Linked DNA regions of Homo sapiens: regions 2 and 3 are each linked to region 1. A link is a contact called in ENCODE Hi-C or POLR2A ChIA-PET data. All regions are on one chromosome and are shown on one strand. The core of a region is the stretch at or near the end of the contact, and the rest is flanking DNA. Distances in the headings are between cores, read along the strand shown. Region 1 has its middle 26 kb from the start of THBS1. Region 2 overlaps FSIP1 (fibrous sheath interacting protein 1). Region 3 has its middle 150 kb from the start of THBS1.

Region 1 (2,700 bases), core at 32-2,531:
AATCTGTCCTGGAAATAATGAAGAGAAGAAAGACAAAACTTGGCTTTATTTACAGAGGTGACGTTACAGGGATTCACCATCTATTATTACCTGGCAATACCTTAGGGCTGGCCTCCACCACTGCTTTTTATGAAGAGTAAAGTACACGTGAAGTCTGTTGTTCAAGGCCCTGACCCACATCCAACCTGGACTCCCACCACTCTCTCTCAGGCATTCTGGGCTAAGCTGTAACTCAGCCGTGTCTTCCCTACACTAGCGACAGTCTTCTGCTTCATCCTGCCCTTCTCTCCACCTACCAAGCCCTCCTTTCATGTCTTCCCATCAACCTTCTCCATATAGCCAAGCCCCTGCTCAAATGGACCCTCTCCATCAGGGAGAGGTAACAGAAGCTAGAACCCAGGCTCAGGGTCCATAGACCAGGCCCCAGGGCCTACTGGGGCCAGTCAGTATGGTGGTCTCGATACCACAGACCTGGGACTCAGTCCATAATGTGGCTATCAACCAGGGTGCCCTTAGAATTAACTCAGGAGCTTTTAGAAACATATAAATGCTCATATCCCCACCCCAAACCTTCTAAATCAATATTCCATAGGGGATAAGAAAGGTATCTGGGTATCTGAATTTTTTAAAGACTCCACCCTGGATTCTAATGCACGGCCTCAGCTGAAAACCATGGCTCACAGATAGGAACTCCTCTATAAAAAGGAAACTAGATACTATGCCATGACTTCATAGACTCTACAAATAGAGCTGATGGAAAATAATACAAAAAACAGTAATTGGACAACCTGAACATTTACAAATCAAAGGGGCCAGGTGATAAGTAGTTTGGGGTGTTCAAAGATCTGAGTAAGAAACCAGTGAAAAGTTTCATTATTTCTCACAACTTACTGGGAAGCAGATGGGTGGAGGGGAGTGGAAACTGAAAATGTCTGGACATTTGTTCTGAAACTAACCAGCACCTGTAAATCTGTAATTAGCAAAGTAAGGATAGTTGTGGCTAAAAATATAGTTTGTAAATGTATCAAGGACAGTGGAATGTCTCAAGCAATAAGCAAAACGGCTTTCTTAAGGACAAAAAAATCCAAAACAACATGATATCTTGTTTTGGAAAGGGTAACCATATGAGAAGACAAAAGAAACACAGCAGCTGCTGTGTTTGGGGCTTGAGTTGCAGCATTTCATACAACAGCTCATGAAATTTTAATTGCTGACATTTAAAGGTTCAAATTGGCAGGGAGAGCAAGTCACATGGGTTGAACACTAACAAAAGATTACGAAGGAAAGGTGAGGCTCTGTGGCACATCTCCAGCAAGAAGAGGTGCTTAGCAGGGTGCCCTGGGGTCAGTGCTTGCTCACTCCAGATTGGATTCTGCATTCTAATTAACAATGTGGAAGAGAGAACAAAAGACCCCTGAAAGATACCAGAAGAAGACTTGCAAAGGGGGATGAGGGCAACCCCCAGAGAGAAGAGCAAAATGAGACAGGTGAGCCCACAAGGCTTAATCTATAGGAAAAAACAGCAGACAGCTGAGACTACTTACAAAAAGGCAAACTAGCTCATTGGAGGAAAATTCACTAGAACCCCTTATATTTTAGAAACAAAAGGACACAGACCACAAAAATGTCTCAACTATCAACATGGGTAAGAGTGTCCAGCACCCTGGAGAGGAGGTCAGGCTGTACAGGAGGCAGCCAACCCACCTTCAGATCAGGATCAGCAGAGGCATTGCCAAGACAAAGTACATTCAGAATACTAATTAATATCTATCAATGGTTTCTCTCTAGAAAAAAAAATGAAATGCCACAGGGAATGTCTATTAACCAAATAATCCACTTGAAGATCTTTTTGCCCAACTGCTGTCATAATTTGGTTTCTCTTTCTAATTTCAGGTTAAGTTCACACTACTGTCATAATTTGATCAGCATGTGCAAACAGCCAAAACCAGAAACACATCCATACCTCTACAGCAGCCTAATCTAAGAAGAAAAAGGAGAGGTTGGGTTGGTGGTCAAAGGGAGAAAGGAATTTTCATTCCCTGTATCTGCCCCTGGGCTAATAACAGCCACCATGAGCTGAGTGCCTGGTAAGAGTCAAGCCCTGTATGAGGCACATCATTCGTATTGCTCACTTTAACTGCAATGGCAGAGTTGTGAGGCAGTTATTAGACTTATGACTTGGAGAAACTGAGCAACTTCCATACACATCTAGCAAATGCAATTGTCTGGATTTGAACTTGTGTCCCTCGGACTTCTCAATCTATGCTCTTTCCCTGCATTGTTCAGTCAGCCCCTGTTCTCTTTAAGAGGGTTTTCTCCCCAGTTCCCCCAGCTCCCCACTGCCCTCTATTCTGCCTCTGTGCCTGAGAGGCCTTGAGAGCCTTGAGAGCATCACTGGACAGCCCTGGCATACAGACCCTTTCACTGGGGCCCGGCCAATAAGCAAGCTTTTCTTTTACACAGAAATGTTTGTGGCAGTCTCCACCAATCTCACTGTCCCACTAGCTCCCTGTGGAGTCAGGAAGGGCAAAGATCCCCTTCTTCTGGGTGTGATCCTACTCCTTGGAAATGCTTCACGTAGAATTCTATGGATTCCAACTGCTGGTGAGTCAATCTCTGCCCCCCCTGGATTAAGAATCAGGTAGAAGGAATTGAAAAGGAGCTCTGCAGCCAGCAAGCATTTAAAAGGCCATAGAGAAA
Region 2 (2,835 bases), core at 234-2,733, 70 kb after region 1:
TGTTCTAAATGATTAACAAGGAGAATATGGATGTACACAGATTTTAATGACACCTAGTTCTACTTCCAAATAAGCAACTAAAAAACATTCCACCGTTTGCTTAATGACGAAGATATAAGTTTATAGCTCTCTATTGCAACCACTACTGGCAACACCTCCGTAGTAGTCTATTTTAGTCAAGGTTTTTTGGCTATAAGGAACAGAAACCCTTATGTCAAAAAAAGAGGTGGTAGGGTTGAGGTTTGCTGTAAGATCAAAGAAGTCATTTCATGGACAACGACAAGCAGGAAATAAGAGTATAGACTGGCCTTTCAGAGTCTAGAGCTGAGAAACCACCAGGCACCAGTCATGTGCCCCATCTGTCTTTCTGGGTCCATGTCATCTCTTCACTCACTGCCTGCCTGATGCATCCTCTTCTCTGCAAACCAGCTTTCTCTGCTTATTGATGGTTTCTGCTTTCTCACAACCTCAGCTTGCCTATGTAGCATGAACTGACTCTGTAAGAGTATCACACCCACCAACAACTGACTATGTCCTTTAGCTCTCTATATTCTTTTGCTTAAATTTTCAAGCAAGATAACCTGGTTGGTCACTGGCCAGGTTGATGGACTGCCTGTGTCAGGTTCAAGTGTCCACCACTGGTCCAAACATCTGAACTGAGGGTCACATGGTAGAAACACAACCATCCAAGCCCAAGGTTTTGGCAGGGCTGTGGGTAAGGTGATTTCCCAAACAAGAAGGTATCAACAGAACAGGGATTCAAAAATATCATATTTTTGAACTATAATTACTATGAAGTACGTAACCATCAGAAGGAACCTGCCACTTAATTTAGTTCTATAGTCAACTACAAGATTAATGATGGAAGTGTTTCCAAACTTCACTGATCTCATTAAATCTGGGTACTCACTGAAGAGTTATTTGAGATATAAATGTAGAACTAGTTGTCAGAAAATACCTACCTGTGCATAGAAAAATAAAGGCACTCCAGTTAGGCTACAGAACAGCACTATCGAGTCTGAATGCTCACAATAGGCTCACATCACTTGCTATAGCTCTTTTGGATTAAACACATCTAAAAATCAAGGGGGAAAAATAATTGGTGTTCATTTTAATGTCTGTATCAATGGCGCTAAGGATTCATAGGAGAAAAGGGCTTGTTCTTCCTTCCTCTCCTAGCTCCTTCCCTCCCTTTTCCATTCTCCCACCTTCCTCTCTTACACTGAGGCTACCCCAATCATATAAAGGCAAGTCCGGCAGGTAGACTGCTCTTAAGAAGCCAAACCAAGGACAAAGGGTCCTGGGGGCCAGGGACAATCTGGCATATTTTTCACCAGAATAGTCAGAGGCTGTCTGGCCAGAAGAGAATCTGAACTCTAGTCAAAAAGGAAGCAAATATCATTGCCAGAGAAACTATGTAAACCACCATCAAGAGTGAGGGTTGAGGCAAGGCTGTAAACAGGAAAGTGAGTCAGCTCCCAGGTCAGCAGCCAGGAGGCTCAGTGGACAGAATAATACTGAGTGTGAAGTAGGTCACGGCAAACAGCTCTGAAGCGAGGTCATGAACGTTGTGGTGGTGTGGGAAGCCCTTTTTATGTGGGGCCTGGCATGGCAAAGTCACCGTGCAGAATCAGACCCCACCCATGCCTAGGCTACCCATCTTCCCCAAACAGCCGGGTGAGGCAGGGCTTGCCTTATGGGTTTGCCTGGTGAGAGGCTGCTGTGGCCCTGGGCATTCTGTGATGGCTCGTCTCCCGTGGCCCAGGTGCCCGGGCTGGCTCCATGGCTTCAAGGATCCAAGCTTTCTGTTTCTATGTACCAGAATGAGAGAGGTGGGCTGCCAGCGGGACCCCAGTGTGTAAGTTAGGGATGAGCATGGATCGAGGGAGCTAGAAGCAGGAGGTAGGATTCTCAAGTCCTACTATTTGAAAAAGGGCTAGAAACATGGCTTGCCGGGGACATAAGCAGAAAAGTGTGGAGGTGCTCGGCAGGAGAGCCAGACTGTGCTTTCTAACAGGGTGACTTTGCTTTCTAACAGGGTGACTGGTGAAAATGGACTCTTATGTTTTCATTTTGTGGGACAATTACCATTTGAGGATTGCCAACAGTAGCTGTTTTCTAGCAGTAGAGACAGCAAGTCCACTTGGATCAGATGCCCTTTGTTCTGAGCAAGTCGCCGGAATGGCCCTGTTATCACATGTCTATCACTTCCTTTCCCGAAACAAGTCTGGGGCCCAGCTCTACAGCTGGAGGGGGCCTGGCACCTCTGCCCCAAACTCCCAGCTAAAAAAGCCTGGCCAGGAGATGAGGTGCACAGATTTGCATAAAGAGCCTAAAAAGGGGCCCCTGATTGAGTAGTTCTCATGCTCCGAGGGAACTGGAACCTACTCCACCCCCTACTCCGGGAAGTAGATCCAGTTTGTTACTTTAGAGCAGCTAGCTCCCACTGCTTGGCAAGACTGTTTATTGGCTATTATTAGTTATGAGTATCATTTGCATGGGTGAAGGCCTTCTGTACTCTCAGTTTGATGATGCCTATTTTTACTGTGTAGAGATAAGTTGGGTCAAGGAAGGTTGTGATGGGGTCAGTAGTCAAGGAGGCCATTAGCTATTTAAATACCTTAACCTCCAATGGATCCAGATTAAACCTCACCCTCTTGCAGGAAATCAGCTGATAGATGAGTCACATTGGAGAAATCTGGTATAAATGAAACCTAAAGAACTTATGTATGCCCACAGGAGTCTCTAGAACTTTAAATACTTTGCTTGATATCATCTAAACTTCACAATTGAAGAGAAGGTATCCTCAGAACTCTGTCTCTGGGATCTTCAACA
Region 3 (2,700 bases), core at 29-2,528, 120 kb before region 1:
TCTTGAGCCAGAGACTTAATTTCTTTGAGCCTCAGATTCCTTTCTGTAAAATAAACAGTTGTGTGACTTACCTTACAAGGATCATTGTAAAAGGAAAGAAGACCTATGTAAGATTCTGTGTTGAAAGAGCTCAGTACATAATCATGTATTTTAAAAATTAGATGTGGCTTTAATTTTTAAATTTTTCTCATTAAATTTGACAGCAAATTATGTTACTTGGCTATGAATTTAAACCTTGCTTACGTCTCTTATTTCTGGGAAAAAACAAAAAACACCTGCAAGGTTATCCCACTGCTGATTCCTGAGGGGAGGTCCCTCAAGGGCACATAAGGTGACAACTCCTCCAGCATGGACAACAGCCACCCAGAGATGCCAGGGAAGAATAGAGGGAACTCTCTTCTTTTTCCAACTTTCCACGTAATTTGTAATTGTTGTTTAAACTCTCAATCCTCCTGGTGATATGATAGGCTCAACTTTCCAAGATACTGAAGTTGAAAGAGTTTAAAAAAAAAAAAAAAAAAGGTATAACCAGGAAAGTTAGCTTTAATAATCTCCATTCCAGACATTTTAACCCACTTGAAAGGGGTAATACTTACCCCCCAAAACCTAAAGGGTGACTGTTTTGAGCATGAGGTGTGGGGAATAGAGATTAGCGTGAGAGGGAGGAAAGTGTTAAAATAGAAAGAGGCAGAGAGGAAATGAAATAACCTTCCTACCTCTTATCCTTGAGTGCTTTCAAGAGCCTGTCTGGGGCCAGGAGCCCCAGGAAACACCAAGGCTGTTTCTTGCCTTCACCTTTGGGCTGTTTTTTACTGCCATTCATTAAGAAAATCTTTTCCATCAGCCTTATCATCCTTTTCTTGGCTCTTGGTCAGGTTGAGTCAGACGTGGAACATTTACTTTCACAAAGACTAACCAATCTTTTGTCTAGACGCAGATGTCTTCCACCAAAGCTTGTTGATCAGGGTCATGAAAGAGGCTGGTAAACACGTAGGCCCTTTTGTGTAACTGAACACTGTGGGGGGAAGACTGAGGACAGAGGAAATGGAGAAAATGGGGGGAGCTAGGAATTTGTTGATAGCATATAAAAGTGGGCAACTGAAAGCACTGTGAACTCTCTTTGTTTGAAAAGTGTAAGGGGACTAGTTTGTAGTATCCCTAAAAAGGTTTGCAGATCAAGAGTGGAACTGGGTTTCAAAGGCCCCAGGGCCTTTTCTTGTCCTGTTGCCTCTGCCTGGACCATTTTCTGTCCTTCCTCTCTACTTCCTCTTCCCGGGCCAACTTTTATTCCCTCTCCCAGTCTTTTGCTAACAGCCACTTCCTCAGGAAAGCTTTCCCCAGCCCCTGCGGCTAGGGCAGGTTGCCCCATTACCCACTCTCATCACACCCTGCACTTTGCCAGTGCAGCTGTCTTCAGTACTATAATTAAATGATGATGTGTGCACAGCTATTTGGACAATGACTACCCATATTCATTAGTCGTTGGGCATTTTGTAAATTATCTTATAATTGAGCTAATTGTAATCTTTAAGCAGTAATATTACACAACAAAAACGTGTATAATTATTATTAAACTAATAATGTTGTCTCTCTGGCTAGATATTAACCTCCTTGAGGGCAGGGACTGCTTGGACCTGTATGTAATGGGGTGCCCAGTGCCTGATACTGTGCCTAACACATAGGTGGAGGTCAAAATATATGTTGAATAAATCAATGTATGAGTTTGTCCATGAGGGCAATAAAGGGGAAAACGTAAGGGGAAAAGCATCCAGAGAATAGTTCCCACTGGTTTAGGCTAGACAAGCAATGTACCAATGTTTTGGTTGCCCCAGAGTCCCTAGTACGGAGCTATTTCCTACATCATTCACCATCCTGAGCACAGAGACCTTCTGAAGTCTTATTCCATTGTTGCCTTTAACAGCAAAGAAAAAAGAAACTTGGAAGCCAGCTCCCTGGATGTACTGTATATCTTTTGAAAACAAAAAGTGGTCTTTGGTCATTTCAGAGAAATTTTAAATTCATGGTAATATGAAAAAGAACTCATTGTTTAAGAAAAATATTTTGGCCAGGCACAGTGGCTCATGCCTGTAATTCCAGCACTTTGGGAGGCCAAGGCATGAGGAACATTTGAGACCAGGGGTTCAACACTAGCCTGGGCAACATAGTGAGACCCCCACTTCTACAAAAAAGAAAAAGAAAAAGAAAATTATCCAGACATGGTGGTACATGCCTGAGGATAGCTTGAGCCCAGGAGGTTGAGGCTGCAGTGAGTTGAGGAAAATAAACGTCTCATTTCTCATTCCAAAACCACAGGGACACTTTACTACAAAAGTATGATTGCACCACTGCACTCCAGCCTGGGCCACAGGAAAAAAAAAAAAAAAAGAAAGAAAAAGAATATTTTCAAGGAGTGAATTAGACTATAGTTTTGGAAGTCTGATTCATCCTTCATGTAGTGTATGTTATGTTGCATTAGCCATCTTTCCATGAAGTTCCATCACTAGATAAATGAAATTGAGCATGTCTCTGCATAGGTTTGGTCCTTCAGAGGTATTGTTGATTCTACAAAAGCAGAGACAGTCTCATGCCTATCTTTTGTAAATCCAGGACACTATGGTGTCTTGGGCACAGAATAATCACTGATGAGATGAATAGGTGCACCAAGTCAAGAGGTCCTTGAAAGGTCCCCCATTAAACCTA

What was found. A loop is a pair of places that touch in the nucleus more often than their neighbours do. ChIA-PET counts read pairs that join two places held with the same protein, here RNA polymerase II (POLR2A). Pooled maps may share reads with other maps.
Region 2: a map with no recorded cell type shows a loop between it and region 1 (9-fold over the local background). The contact joins two enhancer-like sites. A Hi-C loop is called at or near these places in 4 of 37 single-sample maps with no recorded cell type and 4 of 50 pooled maps. POLR2A ChIA-PET finds 5 or more read pairs at or near these places in 1 of 52 experiments (OCI-LY7).
Region 3: a loop to region 1 is called in a map of GM12878, with 2.9 times the contacts of the local background. The contact joins two enhancer-like sites. A Hi-C loop is called at or near these places in 1 of 168 maps with a recorded cell type or tissue (GM12878), 17 of 37 single-sample maps with no recorded cell type and 6 of 50 pooled maps. POLR2A ChIA-PET finds 5 or more read pairs at or near these places in 1 of 52 experiments (PC-3).

The regions. Positions count from the first base shown.
Region 1 is chr15:39,553,275-39,555,974 of GRCh38, forward strand. No RefSeq gene overlaps it. Among named protein-coding and RNA genes, the nearest start is that of THBS1, 26 kb to the right of the region's middle. Within about 2 kb of position 1,282, at least 2 of the 41 ENCODE cell types and tissues checked have a DNase peak (open chromatin) inside an H3K27ac peak, as active enhancers do.
Region 2 is chr15:39,623,453-39,626,287 of GRCh38, forward strand. All of the region lies in intron 10 of FSIP1 (fibrous sheath interacting protein 1), which reads right to left. Among named protein-coding and RNA genes, the nearest start is that of THBS1-IT1, 39 kb to the left of the region's middle. RefSeq lists an enhancer at 324-413. Within about 2 kb of position 1,484, at least 19 of the 41 ENCODE cell types and tissues checked have a DNase peak (open chromatin) inside an H3K27ac peak, as active enhancers do.
Region 3 is chr15:39,429,238-39,431,937 of GRCh38, forward strand. No RefSeq gene overlaps it. Among named protein-coding and RNA genes, the nearest start is that of THBS1, 150 kb to the right of the region's middle. Within about 2 kb of position 1,279, at least 5 of the 41 ENCODE cell types and tissues checked have a DNase peak (open chromatin) inside an H3K27ac peak, as active enhancers do.